Regions from separate parts of the Mus musculus genome. Here regions 1 and 2 are each linked to region 3. Evidence: chromatin loops called from intact Hi-C (ENCODE). Cell type or tissue: gastrocnemius. All regions are shown on one strand. Links, peaks and the distances in the headings refer to the core of each region. The heading gives the core; the rest is flanking DNA.

Region 1 (5,457 bases), core at 361-5,360, 250 kb before region 3:
ACTGAGGACAATCTGTAGGAGTTGACTCTCTCTCTTCACCCTGTGGGTTCCAGGGTTCAAACTCAGGTTGTCTGGCTTGCCGGCAAGCACTGTTAGCTGCAAAGGGATCTTGCTAGCCCTGGACTTGTCCTTTTACTATGTGCAGCTTATTCCATTATGACTTTTAAAACGTTTACTCTATGCTGGTACATGGAGACCCGATCCACTCGTTTTAACTGCAGACTGATATCCCACTGGGATCGCCACTGGAACTAGGTGTGGTGGAGCACATGGTCTTTAACTTAGCATCCTCGAGGCTCTAGAATCAGTCCCCAGCACTGAAACAAAACAAAGAGAAGAACAAACAAAGGAGAACTGCATGGTTCCCACTCTGCTTTTTCTTAATTGTAGCCTTGGCCGTCTCACACCACACAGGTACAGAGTGTTTACCTGGACCTCCAGGTGTGCTCACGTGTCATGTAACCGTTACAACAACGCATGTTGGAACTTGTGCCCCCTTACATGATCTTGGTGGCTCAGAGGCTGTTTCGGTCTCTAATCTGGGGTAACTACAGTGGCATGACTTCCTGCTGTGGAAGAGTCCTGCCACCTGCAAAGCACTCGGAAGTTCTGCTATGCCTCAGGTTGTCTACCTCCAGGAGGTGCTGAGCACCCTGTGTGATGGGAACACGGTGGCTGGGTGAGGCCACGCAGGCTCGGGCTATGGTTCCAGACTGAACAGAGGGGCAGTACCTGAATAACTTGAGGTGCTAATTTGTCTCGCTCACAGAGAAGTGAGCTCTTTGTTGGTCTTCTGAGGCCTTCCGGTCATGCTCAGGTCCTGACTGTCCCCCTGCCATTGCACTATCACATAATGGCAGTGCTCAGGGGAAACTCCATCCCAACAGCCTACAGAGAGCCAGGTATTATCATGAGGAACTGACCAGCTGACAGGGCCCACCCACCAAGTGGGACGACCTCATGAATCCCAATTAGTCCTATTTTACACTCACCTATACCTTGCCAGGCACAGCAACCACTATTTTGTGAGCTCTTGAGTTCCCAGGTGACAGGAGATTGGCATCCTGGCATTTCAGACACATTTGTGCCCTTGCCAATATTCAGGATAACCAATCCCACTAGTAGCCAGGCTGCTCAGCTTCTACACTGAGGGAGGTGAAGAGGAAGGCAACCCACCCAGGACAGGGGATGTCAGTTGCCTCTGAGTGGCCTAATCTGTCTAGGCATCAAATACCTAAAATGGTACAGAGAGAGGCCTAGGGGAATTGCCCTAGGCTTCTCCCCTTAAGCGGGTCCTCCCTGACCCTGTAAGGAATGAGTATAAGCATTGCTTTTGAAGCTTCTATGGTCGGGGTTGGGGAGTGTCCCTGTCTTTCCTACAGGCTCAAGCCCTGCTCACCACTCTCTTGCACTGTGAACACCATTTCTCTAATATTCACCCCTTTCAGAGGTATGCTAGCTAATCCTTGCCTTGGCTGGAGCTCTCCAGTGGAAAGGCTGTGCCTAGCACGTTGCTGCTATTTCCTTGGACAGTTGAGCTTCAAGTCCCCCAGGGGCATCCATGAAGACTGCCACTAAGACCCACCAAGGCACACTGGTGAAGTTCTCAGAGGCCGGGATAGATGACATGTGTCTTGCCCCAAGTCACAGGCTGGGCAAGGAGAGCCCATGCACCCTGTTTGGGAGCTCTGGCTCTCAGTTTTGTCACACTGTTCTGAGCCTGAGACTCTAAAGAACAACGACCCCGAGGCTGAGGACCTGGGCCAGACAAAACAAAGTGTCCTGACCAATGTTCATGCAGCTTTAATTTGCCCACTTGGTTCTGAGAAGTCACACCTAATGAATGCCCTGTAGAACCCCGACAGAGGTCCCAAGCCCCTGGGGTGCAACATGCAGGCTTCCCATCACCCAGCTGTTCCCCATGGCTATGCAGTGAACAGGGGTTTCTTTGTTGTGATTTTTCAGGGTGGGGTAGAAAAGGCAATTTTGACAAAAATTCCTCTATGCCCCATGAAGATGAGGTTAAAAACAGACCTCTGTGATTGAAGGGGACCTGGGGATCCCTCCAGCCACCTTTACTGCTGCCATCCAGGCAAGGTTCCCCAGTGGCCTGTGGAGCACAGTTTGAAAAGCATGGTGTACAACCACAGGTGTGTGTGTGTGTGTGTGTGTGTGGGGGGGGTGATGGGGAGCTTGTAGGGAGGGCTGTCTCAGACTCACCTTGGGTGAGTCACTCATGGGCCTTGGTTCACCCATTTGTACACTGAGTCTGCTGGACAGGGTTCTCTGGCATCTGAGCTCTGCTATGGGGGTTGGGGGAGGTGAGGAGAGTGCAACTCCATAGTTATAAATGCCTAATCCTAAAGGCTCCTGGCTCCCAGCTTCTAACATTCCACTGCTGAGCATCAGAAGTCTGGGACTGCCTGTATCTGGCCTGTGCTGGCGCAGCACACTGGGGCCCAGGCTGTGGAAAGCAGAATTCATTAAGTCAACATGATGCCCAGGGGCAGTGAGCTCCCTGGAGAGGGCATGCCCCGTTCAGGATAGAGGAGGTGGAGGTGGGGGCTGGGTGGACCTGGATCAGCAGCCACTCAGTGGGCAGAGCTGGGAGAGGGACCCAGGTCTCCTGACTCCTGCTCTATCTTTAGATCTCCATAGCAACCGTCGCCAGGGCACCGAGAGCTGAAGGCACGGGCTATGTGGCTGCCTGCAGGAGGGAGGGGCATTTGCCTCTGTTCCTCTTCTTTTGTGGGAAAAGGACTCTGAGCTGGCCTCCTGAGCCAGGAAAGAAACTGAGCGTGAGGCTGATCATGGCAGGAAAGACTTGTCATGGATACAGAGATGATTCAGGGCAGTGCCTTGATCTGAGAACATGGTCAGGTCTTAGACTCCAGGCCTTCAGCAAGTCAGGTCCACCCCACAGGAGGCACAGAAGTTAAGGTCCTCCCAGAGCTCTGAGCTTCCCCAAGTCATTTTCCCAGCACTGATGGGCTCTGGGAGGACAAGAGACTCCTCACCCCTTGTCCTACCCAACCCCCACCAGCCTGAGCTCAGTAGGACTCCACTTGCTTGGCTCCCTTGGAGCAGTCTTCCCTGACTCCCTGACAACTGCTGGCCTCCCTCCATACAGCAGGACGCAGCAGACAGGAAGGGAAGTTCCATGGTGATGACATTTGCCCAAGGTCTCTGGGTAAGTCAGCAGCAGGGCCAGGCCTGGACTCCATGTCTTCTGACTCTGATCTGGGCTCCTCTCTGTACCCCTGATTAAGGCCCAAGGCCAGGGCTAGAAGAGGAAGTAGGAGTCCTCAGTCAGGCCAGCAGACAGCAAACACCTAGCCATGTCCTCATTAAATGCAGGTGAGCCACAGACTAAGGTAAACGGCTTTCTCCGGCAGCAGGCCACCAGTTCAGCAACCAGCTCCTGGCCCAGGCGGCCAAAATGGGTCTTGTCACGGTAGCTCCAGGGAAGCTGTTCTGGGGAGACCTCCTGGGAAGACAGGAGAGAGCAGCGATGACTCCTGGGGGTTCCAGACGTTCACCTAGCCAGCTCTTTTCTGCCACTGCAGTACATGGGAGAAACCCTTCACCAAAAGCTGCTCCTACCTCCACGGCCACCATCATGCTGAGTTCTGAGTCTCTGAGCTAAGAGATGAAGGCCTAGCCTATGGAGAGCCATGGTCCTGCTGGCCAGAGGAAGAACACAGCCCTGGGAAGGCCAAGGAGCTCCTAGTGCCCCAGGTGCTTTCAGGCCTTGTAGCCTCACTTCAAGGCATCTGGATGACTTCCAGGTCCCCTAGGGCTGTTAAGGAGCACTCTCTGGTGACCTGGCTCTTCCTACCCTCCCCCAAACACTCTCCCATTCTCGTGGAACCTCAAGGGTAGAGCCAGGAGACCTCACTGGCCCATCTCTCCTTCCCACTTCCTAGTTCTCCCCACGCCCTTGGTTCCACTGGCCCTACGGAATTGTGCACCCCAAGATGCACCGAGTCTGGGGACTCCTCAGTGAGGCAGAGCCCTTAAACAATGGCAGGTAGGTAGGTGCTGTGACAGCAGGAGCAATAGCAGCACCCAGGGATGGACTTCCCATCGGCAGATCCAGGAAGGGTGGGTAGACACTGGGAAAGGGAGGGAACAAGCACACATGGCAGGGGACAGCAGGAACAAAGGCTAGCACAAGAAAAGCACAGCACAGTTGTACCTGCAAGCTTGCCAGTGACACCAGGACCCAGCATTGAGGAGGGAAGGCCAGGAGATGGAGCTGTCAAGGTCATGAGGCCACTGGGCTTGGGAAGTCCTGAGAACAGTAGGTGCCAGCAAAGGGCTAGGAGCAAGGCAGCGCAGGAGGACGGACAGCTGAGGAAGTAGAGGGAGTGCTGCCAGGCTCAGGCAAGGGAAAGGGGCAAGCTGTGCTGAGCGCATGTGGAGGAGTAGAGCTACCATAGTCACCCTTACTCCTGCTGTTGAGCCAGCCGGCCCATTCCCCTGCCCAACCTTCAGCATCATCAAAGCCTGGCAGGGCCGGAAGTGAACTTTCAAATAACTTTCCAGCCCCAGTCCAGGCTCAAGTGCCACCTCTTTCTTGCAGCATTCCTGAGCCCACTTGCCCTACATGCTGGCCAGCATGCATGTGTACTATCCCAATGGACTAAGACAATGGTCTCTGTGCAGGACCAGCTGAGCTGGTACCCAGCTCTATTGCTGTTACCTTGTTACCTCAGGTTCCCCATCTGCGAAAGACAGGACAGCAGTACAAACCTCATGAGACTGTAGTGGGGACTGAAGTGCTCTGAACTCAATCTCTCTCCTTCTCCCCTTCCCTCCCCGTCCCCCCTTTCTCTCTCTCTCTCTCTCTCTCTCTCTCACTCTCTCTCTCTCTCTCTCTCTCTCTCTCTCTCTCTCTCTCTCTCTCTCACACACACACACACACACACACACACACACACACGACAGGGTCTCACTTTTGTATAGCTTTGGCTAGCCTAGAACTTAGAACTTACTATGTAGACCAGGCTGACCTCAAACTCATAGAGATCTGACTGCTCTGGTCTCTCAAGTGCTGGGATTAAAGGTGTGTACCATCATGCCAACCCATTTTCTTAATTGGCAACTGATGTGGAAGGGTCTGGCTCACTGTGGTGGTGCCATCCCTGAGCAGAGAGCCCTGGACTATACAAGGAAGTAAACCAAACAAGCTGGGAGAAGCATTCCTTCATGGGCTCTGCTTTGCTTCCTGTTTTCAGGTTTCAGCTTCTGCCATGACTTCCATTCCAGATGGACTAGACGAAGGCTTGACGCAATCCTGCTCTTTCTCAAGCTGCTTCTGGTCATGGGCTTTATTATCAATAGAAGGCAACTAAGACACAGCAGAACCAGCTGTCCCTGTAGACAGGTGCGTGCCCCTAGGGCAAGGGAGTGTCTCACCTTCATTTGTGGTCCTGGCATCTCTCATGTGGTTGA
Region 2 (5,457 bases), core at 185-5,184, 89 kb after region 3:
TCTTCAGACACCCCAGAAGAGGGCATCAGATCTCATTACGGATGGTTGTGAGCCATCATGTGGTTGTTGGGATTTGAACTCATGACCTTTGCTTTGGAAGAGCAGTTGGTGCTCTTAACTGCTGAGCCATCTCTCCAACCCAGCCCTCCCAACTCTTAAGAAGGGTCTTAGGGGGTGAGCAGGTCATAAATGCGCAGCAGCCAGTGTTCTTACCACCTGCCAAGGCTCTACTTGTGTGTGTGTGTGTAAGTACAGATGTCTGTAGAGGCAGTTGTGACCCACTAGACAAGGTGCTGGGAACTAAACTCTGAACTCAGCAGGCATGATGGCAAAGTGCCCTACCCATTGAGCCAACTTGTGGGGCTGGGAAAGTTAATGCTTAAAGCGGTGTTTGTTCAGCATCCTCAAAGTCCTCTCCTGTTCTGCCGATGTCGTGGCTCAGTCGGAGCCTGCATTACAAGAGCTTCCCTAGGAGGCTAGATGGGAAGTCAGTGAGCTGCGCATCACCAGCTGACTTTCTAGAGTAGCCTGCTCCTTCTTTGAGTCTGCCTTCAGCGGAGTGAGCATAGCCATTCATAGCCCGGCTTCCTGCCTAAGCTTTCTTTGCAGCCATGCTTGTGCAGTGTTGGGGAGACGGTTTAGTAGATAAAGCGCTTGCACACAAGCATGAGAACTTGAACCCAAGTTGGGAGGGCTGAAGAGATGGTTTACAAGCCATATAAAGCTGGGCATGTAGCTCATGCCTGCAATCCCAGGATTCTTTCTGTGAGATGGGAGACAGGAGACTCCTTAGAACTGCTAGAGCAAAGTTAGTCTGGTGCACACACACAGGCAAATAGCAATGACATACCTGAGGTTGTTATCAACAGTGCACCAATAGGTGAATACCTGCATTCAAACACTCATACTTGTGCATGTGCGCACACATGCACACACAACCACACACACATAGAGCAAGAGATCAAGCAAGTGGCAAGAAAGAAAAGAATAAACTGTGTTGCTCTAAAATGCTGTGCATGGGTAACCCGGACCTGCTAGCAGGGTATTCTAGAACTGAGAGGTGATCGGTGGTGGCTGGGCAGAGGAGCTGGGAAAGATGGGCTGCTGTGGACCAAACCAAAGTTCACTGAGGGTGAGTGACATAGGCTAGAGACCCCAGCACACTCCCCTAGGCCTGCACAGCCAGCCTGTTCCCTAGCCAGCCTTTGTGCAGCAGAAGGATAGGGGGAGGTGTGGCCATGTCCTCATGTGACTGCCCTTGTGTCTGTGGGTACCAATGTCAGTTGATGCCTGTATACCTGAACAGATGTGTGAGTATGCCTGGTCTTGTGTTGTCTCTGTTACCCATCAGGCTGAACACCCCAGCCCTGTTTCCTCATGAACTCTGTAGCCCAGAGTGGGTTAACCCCCAGCCTTAGCTCCTCTATTTAGTGAGGATGCTAAGACTGCCCACAGGAGTCTTAAGTGAGATCCCAGGATAGCACCTGAAACACACTGGGAACTCATTAGACAGTATGGACAACTACTGAATCCTTGAACAGCTACTTGGGGTGTGTGTGCACCTGCAGATCTGTGAGTTCAGAGCTGTCTGTGTACATACGCTCACATATGTCTTTCTCCATTGCTGTCGTAAAATACCCTGACAAAAGCAACTGAAGGGAGAACAGGTTCACTCGGGCTCACAGTTCCAAGTACTGTCCACTGCAGTGGGGAGGTCAAGGCAGCAGAAGCTTGAAGCACTTGTTCATACTGCATCCACAGTAACATAACAGAGGGGTGTGAATGCATGCTAGTGCCCAGCTCACAGCCTCCACTTTCCCTGTCAGGTGATGGTGCTGGCCACAGTTCAGGTGGGCCTCCCTCTGCCAATTAACAAGATAATCTCCTACAGGCATACCCAGAGACCCATTTCCCAGATGATTCTGCATTCTGTCAAGTTGACAGTTAATACTATCAGTTTGCATACTTGTATTGGCTTGAGTATATGTCAGTGTGCTTTGTGTGTGTGTGTGTGTACCTAGATGAGTGTCTCTGTATATGCTTATATGTGCATGTGCCTGTGTATCTGCTCTGGTGCACTGTGTGTGTGTGTGAATGTTGTGTGTACAGACAAGCACATGCATACACATTCATGCATACACATATGCTGGAGGGTCCCCATCCTTCCCCGGCTCCGCTCAGAGGCTGCAGGCTGCGGGAGCCTGGCAGAGCTGCTCCCCATAGAGAGCTGCTGTGGCTCTGAGCCCTGACTTCAGCCTCCCCACAGGAGTGTGGAGCTGGTGCAGCAAGTGGATGAGGATGACGCCATCTACCACGTCATCAGCCCCGCCCTGAGCGGGAACACCAAGCCCCAGGACTTTGTGATCCTGGCCTCTAGGCGGAAGCCTTGTGACAATGGGTGAGTGCCTGCTCTCTGAGGGGTGCAGTTGAGGTAGGGAGACCTCCTCTCTCCCTCTCCTGGGAGGAGCAGCAACATGGAGGCCAGAGCTCTGCTGCCCACTGGTGGCTGGACTCAGAACCCACCAGCTGTTTCTAGGCGCCATTGGGAGTTCATCATGACTGCAAGGTCACAAACTGCTCCTGAAAGCAAGGGCGACTGTGGCATTTGTTGCCACAGACACGAGTGCCTTTCCCATGGGTATCCCTTGGTCTCTGCCCTCTGGAAGCTTGTGGCTGTTACCTGAGACATGGGCGCAGCCAGGGTAGACTGCATCTTTTTTTCTGGAGACAAAGGCCAGAAGAATGAAAACCCCAAGGTACACAGTCCATGGGTTCACAGGGAGCCTGAACCTGATGCTGCTAACACAGATGTCCCCTTCCTACAGCTGACCCCCAGCAAGGCATCCTCCTCTGGATGATCTCTGATCCCTTCTAACTCTGCCTCTCTTCCAGGGACCCCTATGTCATTGCCCTGAGGTCGGTCACGCTGCCCACGCACCATGAGACACCGGAATACCAACGTGGGGAGACTCTCTGTTCAGGCTTCTGTCTGTGGCGTGAGGGGGACCAGATGACTAAGGTAAGACGTGATGTCCCCTCTATACTTCCACCTATGGATAAACTGAACTCTACGCTGTTCGGCTGGGCCCTTCCAGACCCGAACCCCCATGACCCCCCAGACTTTGCAGTCTGAAAGGAGCTCGTCTGGAGCTTGAGTGTGGTCAGAGAGCAAACTGCTATTGGGGCTTGGGAAAAGCTCTGGACACACTACAGAAAGCCCAGCTCTGATCTAAAATTCTGCCATTGTTTGTTTAATGTGTCTCCCTTTTCGTCTGGGAGGGCTTTATGTGGCTTTGAGGGCATAGAAGGCTCAGCAGGGGAGTCAGAGTTAATTGGAAAGGTAGAGCAGAGCTGGGGGCAGGTATGCTGCAGTTCCCCTGGCATGCAGTTTTCCTTGCAGCCTTGCCCAGGTGCTGACTCGGCCAGCATTGCTAAGGACCTACACAAAGGACATAGTCCAAGGCTTATGTCTACCACGTTTCTGTGACACCCCACCCTCCCAGCACTGTTATAAAGTGGATTCAGGTGTAGGTATTAGAGTCAATTCCTGTCCCCTTGGGGCCACCTAGTCAGCAGGGAGGTGTACAGTGACCTTATGGTTTGCTGTGATAGGGCAGTCAGAGTTGAAGTTCCCTGTGTATCTGGGGGACCTATCAAAAGAGGCTAGGTCTATCACTCAGGTTTTCTAACTGATCAAGATACAAGGTTGTATCTGTTGCTTCCCCAGAAGGCAAGCAAGGCTGCTGACTCTCACCTCCCCATTATGCCTCCTTGAACTTGACTTCCTGTCCTGCAGGTTTCTTACTACAACCAGGCCACCCCCGGCTTTCTCAACTATGTGACCACCAATGTGTCCGGCCTGTCCTCAGAATTCTACAACACTTTCAAGGCTTGTGAGAGTTTTCTGTTGGACAACCGGAATGACCTAGCTCCCAGCCTCCAGACCCTCTAGACACCACCCATGCTGCCCCAGGTCTTACACAGTGCGTGGAACAAAGCAGAGACATTTATTCACCTTGACTCCCCAGGGAAGCCTTCCACACTAGATGGTCCAATCCTACTGGATGGTCGGTTGCTGCTCACATCTGCCTGCAAGTCTTTCCAGTACTCCTGGGATATCCTGTAATAGACTCGGGTCCTGTCCACGGCCCTGGCCGCCCACAATCCAGCCCACAAATCCACATGGCTGTTCCCAGCAGTGCTGTGGTACACTGTGACAGTGGCTCTAGGGGAGGAGGCCAGGAGCCTGGCCACAGTGTTGGCTGGACTCTGACTCAGTGGCCCAGCCTGCAGCTGGAAGGACACAGGTTGCCGGAGTCCCTGACACAGCTCCAGCATATCTGTGACCATCTGCTCCTGATAACCACTGTCCAGCATCTCTTCGGGCCAGCCCGGTGCCACGGTCACATGGGGGAAGACTTCAGCCACAGCTGTGAGCAGCTCTCTGCCAGCTATGTGGCCAGGGACCACAAAACTACCATGTGAGACTGTGGACCCCACCCACACAGGCCAGGGCAGATGGCCAAGGGTAGAAAGGTGTGCTAACGTGGCCAGGGATGGCCGGAGAGCTTCGGGTTCCACTATGTTCACATGGATGCCCCAGCGCCTGGGGTGAACAGCCAGACGCAGCAGACACGACTCCAGTGTCAGAGCAGGGCCACCTGGGGTGTGTAGGATGGGTACAGGGTTCCCAGCCTCAGGTTCCTGGAGGCCAATGTCCAGCAAGATCATGCCTTCTCTGTCTGGAAGAGGCAACAGTTTGGAGATCCTGTCATCATGGGACGTCAGTGTTTTTTGTTAAAGGGGACATACATGGGGGCATGTCATGGGGATAGATCAAGAGGCACCAGCCATTCTTGAGTTTGCCAGCTCCATCCCAGGCTCCAAGTGCTGTGACTGGTGACTCTCAGGCAGGCATGACAAATTGCTGGCCTCCATTCTTGGCCTTCCTAATCACTCCCCACTCCTCTAGTCACAGTGTGGCTGAGGACTCAAGGCTGTGAAGACCAGGAGTTCCTGCTCTTGACATTATTCCTCCCACTTTGTATCCAGTGTGTGGCTTATTGTGTTGCCATGGTAACAGAGAATCAAGTTACCCACCCAAGCAAATGACAGACCTGTGGGTGAGGGTAGCCAGGAGCTTTAGAGCTGCAGGCAGACTCACCAGGAACTGTAATGGCTGCTCTTCTCCCACTGCCATTCACTTCCAGAACTAGCCACTCTACCTCCAGACCATCACCCTTGGGCTGCTGGAGAAGAGGGATCAGGCTGCCACCTGTGTAGTAGGTTCGCTTCCGGGTGGTGTTCACTGTGGGACCCAAAATTGCCAATGTGAAGGGACCACTCTCCACAAATTGCCTTGTGTATGCACTGGCTCTCCCGCATCCTAAGCCCTGTGGCTGTCACTTCTCCCTTTTGGGTAGATTGGAAGTCATTGTCTCATGGCCTGACATTCAA
Region 3 (5,457 bases), core at 202-5,201:
CCTGTTTACAGCTGCCCATCCCGCCAGCACAGCACACAGATGCTCCAGAGAACTTTGGTGAATTTTCAGACCTGCAGTTCAATTACAGAAAGAGAAGCAGGCAACTTGGAATCCGCCTTCAGCAGCCCTGAAAACCTCTGAGGAAGCCCCTCTAATCCCTCCATGTCACGCGCACTCCTCGACTTCTGCCTTCCTCTCTCTCCCCCCCATCTGAGGACATATGGCCCCTTGAAGTTTTTGTTTGCTTGCAGGGGAAAAACCCACCCTGCCAGTGTGGAGTGTTTCTCTTTCTCTTATTATTATTATTATTAAGCATCAGGAGACAGCAATCTGCGTGCAGATACCGTGCGTGCATAATTAATAAAAAATCTCATTATTTATTTATAAAAAAGACGCATGGGGAACTGGGGAACTAGGGCTATCCCCATTATCTGTGGAGAGAAGGGGAGAGACAGTTTTTGAACATTGGATCCTTCCAGAGAAGCAAATCTCTATGCATGCAATGAATAAAAACCCATGTGCTCCTGTGGGGAGTGAGGATCTGTGCCCAGGGGGCATCCGAAAGCAAAAGCGTGGTCAGGAGCTTAAAAAAGAAAAGGGACTGATGAGAGTCTAAGGCTCACTCACAGAGCAGAGTAAGTATACCATGTTTGAGGAGACCGGCAGGATAGAAATACTGAGAGACACGGGTTTAGTAGCTAGTCCAAGGAAGATAACCTGGGGCAGACTCCAGACTCTGGGAGAAGCAGCTGGAGGGAGAGATGCTGGCACAATCCCATCACTAGTTACCACATTAAAAAAAAAAAAATCTAGATGCCAGGTGAGGGGAGCCCCTGGGTTGGCTATGACTAGGTAGGTAGATGATTTTAACTTGATGGTGATGGCGGGGTTCTACATGGCCGTTTTGCCCTTGGCCTCCTGCTTCTCTGATGCCCGGGCAAGACCTTCAGAATTAACAATCCAACTTATTACGTAACAAACCCTGAGATCAGGGAATCAGGGACCAGCCTTTCCAGGTTTGCAGAGTCCGGGGTGAACCTTCTCACTCTCTTCTTTCTCTCTTTTTTTCCCCCTTGAGACATGCTTTAAAATAGAAAACAGGCTTATGCAGGAACCAACCCATAGACAGGGGTTGACTGGCAGGGATCTCCCCCACCTTCCAGTGCAAGTAACTCGTGCAGTGGAACGCTCGCTCAGTCGCCCCGGGTGGTGGGCTCCGGGAGGGGTGCGGGGAGCGCTGGGGGTGTGGGCCTGGGCAGCAGCCCCCGCAGTGTTACCCGGGCGCGTGCAGGGAAACGTCTCAGCAATTCCAGCACCCGAGCGGAGCGCGCGGGAGGGGGGGTGCGGGGGGGGGGGGGAACGGGCGGCGCGGGGCACCTTGAAACCGCCGGCGGCCGCGCGCTGATTGGCCCAGCCGCCGCCTCGGCGTTCCAGCCAGGCGCCCCTCCCCCCGCGCCGTCCACCCCGGAAGGAATTTCCTCCTCTGGCGGCCGCTATTGTTGTTCGTCTTCGCTGTTTGGGTCGGATCGCGTAACCATAGTATCCAAACTGTGTCCGTGCGGGGCCCCAGCCCGGGACCCCCGTGCCCCCCAGACCAACCCTCCACTTTTTTCTTTTTGCAGTCTAGTTATCATGACTTCATCGGACTCCGGGGAGCAGAGGAGGGGGATGGGACGGGGGGGGGCGGGGAGCTGGCCCATTCCTGGCGGCCCTTACTTCGAGATGGTTTCAATTAGAATTTTTAAAAAGTCTGCTTTGTGGGTTCGGGGCTTTTACATCCCCCCTCCTCCCGTAAAATCGTTGGCCGGAACTCGAATGGGGCTTTCCCTCCGTTTCCCCCCTAGAGCTCTTCGCTCCAGCCGGACTTCCCGGCTCAACCGGGCGACGAGGGCATTTGCAGTAGGAATCATCCCCTAAACGCACCCCGGACCTCGCGGCTGCGCTGGCGAGGCCGGCGATGGGGGCCAGGACCCTCGGACACTACAGCCTCAGGGCACGTCCTGCTGGGGTTTGGGGCTCTCAGGCGATGTTCTGGGAGAGGAGGTTCGCGGGATGGATGCCTGTCAGTCACACCAGGAGGGGTGGCAGAGGATAAAGGGGTGACAGGGAAGCAGTTGACAGGTTCTTGGGTAGAACAAGCCTCCTAGCCTCTTTAATTCCCCCCACCCCTCATCTCTGAGCCACAGACGAGTAGGTGCGTGCGTAGAGCCTGGACCCAATGTCTGCCTCAACCTCTGAAGAAAAATAAAAAGGCAAAACCAGCCTTTTCCCGCGAAGTGCCTTGTGCGGGGAGGGGTGGGAGGCAGCAGCAAGTCCGCACCGAGCGGGCTGCGCAGCGCGGGAGCCCCGGGGCTGGGCCGGCGGCGGGGGGCGGCGTGTGCCGGGGGGCATCTAGTATTCCCAGAACCCTAGCGTCCTCGCGGCGCTCGCCCGGGCGGGGGAAGTGGCGGCGGCCCGCCAAGTTCGGAGCAACAGTGCCCCCTAGAGGCCGCGCGGGTCTGCAGGAGGGGTGGAGAGGGTGTGGAGGGTAAGGGATCTAGCTAGTACATGGGACCAGGGCGGCTGCCATAGGGTTAGAGGCCTAATAAGTCCTGGAGCACGGAGCTGGACTGGGGTGGTCCTTGGCAGGCTGGTGACAGGCTGGAGGACGGCCTCCAAGTGACAGTTCTAAGGGCTGGAGGATGGGGTAGGAGGGTTTACGTTTCTGTTCTAGAGTTTAAAACTTGGTGGAAAGTCGGGGGCATCCAACTGCCTTTCTGGAGGATGCTGGACCTTTAAGCTTCCCCAATCAAGTCTCGGACCTGCAGTTACTAAAACAGACCCCTAGAGAGAAGATCCTTCACTCATAGGCTTGTTTGAACCGGCCGTTCTGTTTTCACTGTCTTTGGGGCCATTCTTGAGGCATCAAGTCTCATTTTATAAGTGAGAACTCAGAAATTTCACTTGTTCAATCAGCAGAGAACTGAAGTCCCTGTTTTGTGTTTTATCTCCTGCATCATGGGGACGGGAACCTAGGTTTGGGGAGCAGTCCAGGCTCTCTGTTTTGCAGCCCTGCCAGACCGGGTGGAAGTGGATGCTCCTGGATGGGGAGAGGGGGCCTACAGATAGGTAATTTATTGCAAAACGCTGGGCTCTAGTTCTCAGTGTCCACATCTGTAAAATGGGAGGGGGACATGGGGTTATAAAGAAGGTATCCAGCATCCCCCCCCCCCCCCCGCTCCCCCAACACCCTTAGGTGACACAGCTAGGCTCCTCCTCTTTCGTCGGCCACGCCCTCTCTTGTGCTCTTTTGCTCCTCGATTAGGGTCTGCAGAGCTGGCTTCCTCCCTACTCGCCCTCCCTTCTTCCCTGCAGGGCTCCGGGGGCCGCCCCCTCCTTTTCCCTCCCCTCCTGGCTGGCGCAGAGCTGACTGCGGGAGGGAGCGGTGGGCTCGCAGCCAGCAGAGCGTCAAGTCAGCCCCTGGGGAAGGGAGGGGGGTGCACTGGCTGCTGCCGAGGCGCTGTCAAGAGGCTGCAGCTCGCGCTGACGGGGCCAGGGTCCCTGAGGGTTATTTGTGTCCAAGGTAACTGGTGTCCGAGCTGCCTGCTAGCTGCCTCCCTCTTTCCCTGGTGACTGGGGAGCTGTCTGTAGTCATCTTGACTCTTTTCTCTCCCTTTTGCTTACCAACAAGCAGGCACCAAAAGTCTGGTCCTTTCCTTTCTTCCTTTAAGTAACCTCTAAAATTCTCTTCTCCATCCTCTCAGGCACCTGCCCCTGCTGGGACTGGGGGCTCTGAACTGGAGATTCTCTCAGCTTTCCTGCACATCCTGCCCAGTCTTCAGTTACCCTCAAGATCGCCCCTCCCTTGGTTCCCTCCCTGACGCATGCATTGTATTCTAGAGACTGTTCTGTTGGCTGGGCTGTGGTGGGTGCCCAGACTTTGGCGATAGCAAAGTGAGCAACTCCTTCCCTGCAGAGTCACAGGTTGCTAAAGAGATAGCCAGTATGGTGACAGAATAACTATTGGTAGAATGAATCATTGTCGTCGTCGTCGTCGTTGTTGTTATATTGGCAGTATCTCACTAGGTAGCCTTGGCAGGTTTAGAACTTGCTATGTAGATCAGTCTGGCCTCGAAAGATGGGTTCCCTTCCACTCCCCACCCCCCTTTTTTTTGAGACAAGGTTTCTCTGTGTAAATCTTGTCCTGGGACTTATATTGTAGACCAGGCTGGCTTGGAACTCAGAGCTCTGCCTCCTGAGCTGGGATTAAAGGTGTGCATCACCATAATCCAAGTCAGAATGCGTTCCTAAGAGGACCCTTGCCTAGGCTGAGGCAGAAAAGGCTTCCTGGGGACACGTGCTGAGTCCCGAGGGAGACAAGGAAATTGGTCCCATACCAGGAAGTAAAAGAGTAATTATGTGGAACTAAGGTGAGCTGATGTATAAGGGGAGAGATGAAGCTGGAGAGACTCTGACTAAGGTGGACTGTGGTTCACAAATGATTGGCTGAGTGGATTCTCCCTCCCCTTTGTAAAATAAGGTTTCAGTGTCCCTCAGGAGCATGCATGCTAGGTAGGTAGATCAGGCTGGCCTGAAACTTTTGTGTGATTGCTCTGCATCTGCCTCCTTGGGGTTACAGGCGTGCAGCAGGAAGCCTCCTCGCCTGAGGGTCCTATCTACTTCACATGGAAATGTTGACTCTGCAAGGGTGGTTTCACACTGGCAGCCTGGGCTCTTAAGAGTCCGAATCTTTTAGCTCAGCCACGGTTGCCGAAGCCTTTTGCTATTACAATAGGACACTGCCATCCACACATGTGCATGAGGAGCCTAAGCCCTGGGAACTAGAGGATCGTGGCTTCAGGATTTGAACACCAAAAGGCTCAAAACTACCTACACTCAAATCAGAGCCAACTCTGGGCTTTCAAAGGCAGAGGCACTAGATGCTGCAAGCTCTCACAGAGAGCATCAGTGTGGTGCTCAGGTCCCGGCTTCCTGTTCTAGGCTTTGCACTCCAAAGCCAGTGTCACATCTCCCTCATGTGCTTAGGGCGATGGGACCTGGGCTCTGGGAGACTCTAGCAGAACCAGGGCTGCCTGCCACAATTTGCCTTTGCTCTCAGCCACTGCTAGTCCTCTTCGCCCCAGCTCTCCTGTTTCTGCTCTAGCCACCCTCTCTCTGGAGCTGCCCAGTTGCTTTCTCACTGTGTTGGACATGTCTGGGGCGAAAAGCCAAGGAGCTTCTTCAGTCCTTTGTGTAACCAGCTCGGCCTACTCCACATGCACAACAGACCACAAACGGGCAATAAAAGACCATTCGAGAGAAGCCTTTTATTAGGGCTTGATGTAATATCAAGGGATAATACACAGAAGAGAAGCCTTCTGGACTGGTCTAACAGGGTTGAGAAAGAGCCTGCTTATGTGTCTAGAAAAGAGATGTAGCCCGCAACCTGGCATAACAAGGCTCTCAGGCCCCCTGTGT

Evidence for each region. A loop is a pair of places that touch in the nucleus more often than their neighbours do. Peaks named below come from ENCODE experiments on the same cell type or tissue, not always from the same donor. Only the 100,000 strongest peaks of a DNase experiment are listed, where the experiment ranks them.
Region 1: a loop joins it to region 3, with 2.2 times the contacts of the local background. A loop is called at or near these places in 2 of 42 quality-filtered maps.
Region 2: a loop joins it to region 3, with 2.1 times the contacts of the local background. A loop is called at or near these places in 3 of 42 quality-filtered maps.

What each region holds. Positions count from the first base shown.
Region 1 is chr4:107,082,157-107,087,613 of GRCm38, reverse strand. Cyb5rl (cytochrome b5 reductase-like) reads right to left here. Exons shown (of 7, transcript NM_001346552.2): 7 at 1-3,487. The coding sequence ends at 3,284. Among named protein-coding and RNA genes, the nearest start is that of Cdcp2, 12 kb to the left of the region's middle. In gastrocnemius, for the core only: no CTCF peak of the experiment used is centred there; DNase peaks (open chromatin) are centred at 2,617 and 3,081.
Region 2 is chr4:106,746,824-106,752,280 of GRCm38, reverse strand. It overlaps Fam151a (family with sequence simliarity 151, member A), which reads right to left. Exons shown (of 8, transcript NM_146149.1): 7 at 5,165-5,308; 8 at 3,989-4,742. The coding sequence ends at 4,012. It overlaps Acot11 (acyl-CoA thioesterase 11), which reads left to right. Exons shown (of 16, transcript NM_025590.4): 14 at 2,267-2,398; 15 at 2,893-3,019; 16 at 3,797-5,457. The coding sequence ends at 3,952. Among named protein-coding and RNA genes, the nearest start is that of Fam151a, 16 kb to the right of the region's middle. In gastrocnemius, for the core only: a CTCF peak has its summit at 2,496 (motif pointing left); DNase peaks (open chromatin) are centred at 2,347, 4,477 and 4,925.
Region 3 is chr4:106,836,082-106,841,538 of GRCm38, reverse strand. Gm31125 (a long non-coding RNA gene) reads left to right here and starts at 1,378. Exons shown (of 2, transcript XR_376510.1): 1 at 1,378-1,550; 2 at 1,845-2,261. In gastrocnemius, for the core only: CTCF peaks have their summits at 1,502 and 2,488 (motif pointing left); DNase peaks (open chromatin) are centred at 2,471, 3,058, 3,419, 5,141 and 3 more places; H3K4me3 peaks cover 2,773 bases; H3K27ac peaks cover 3,434 bases.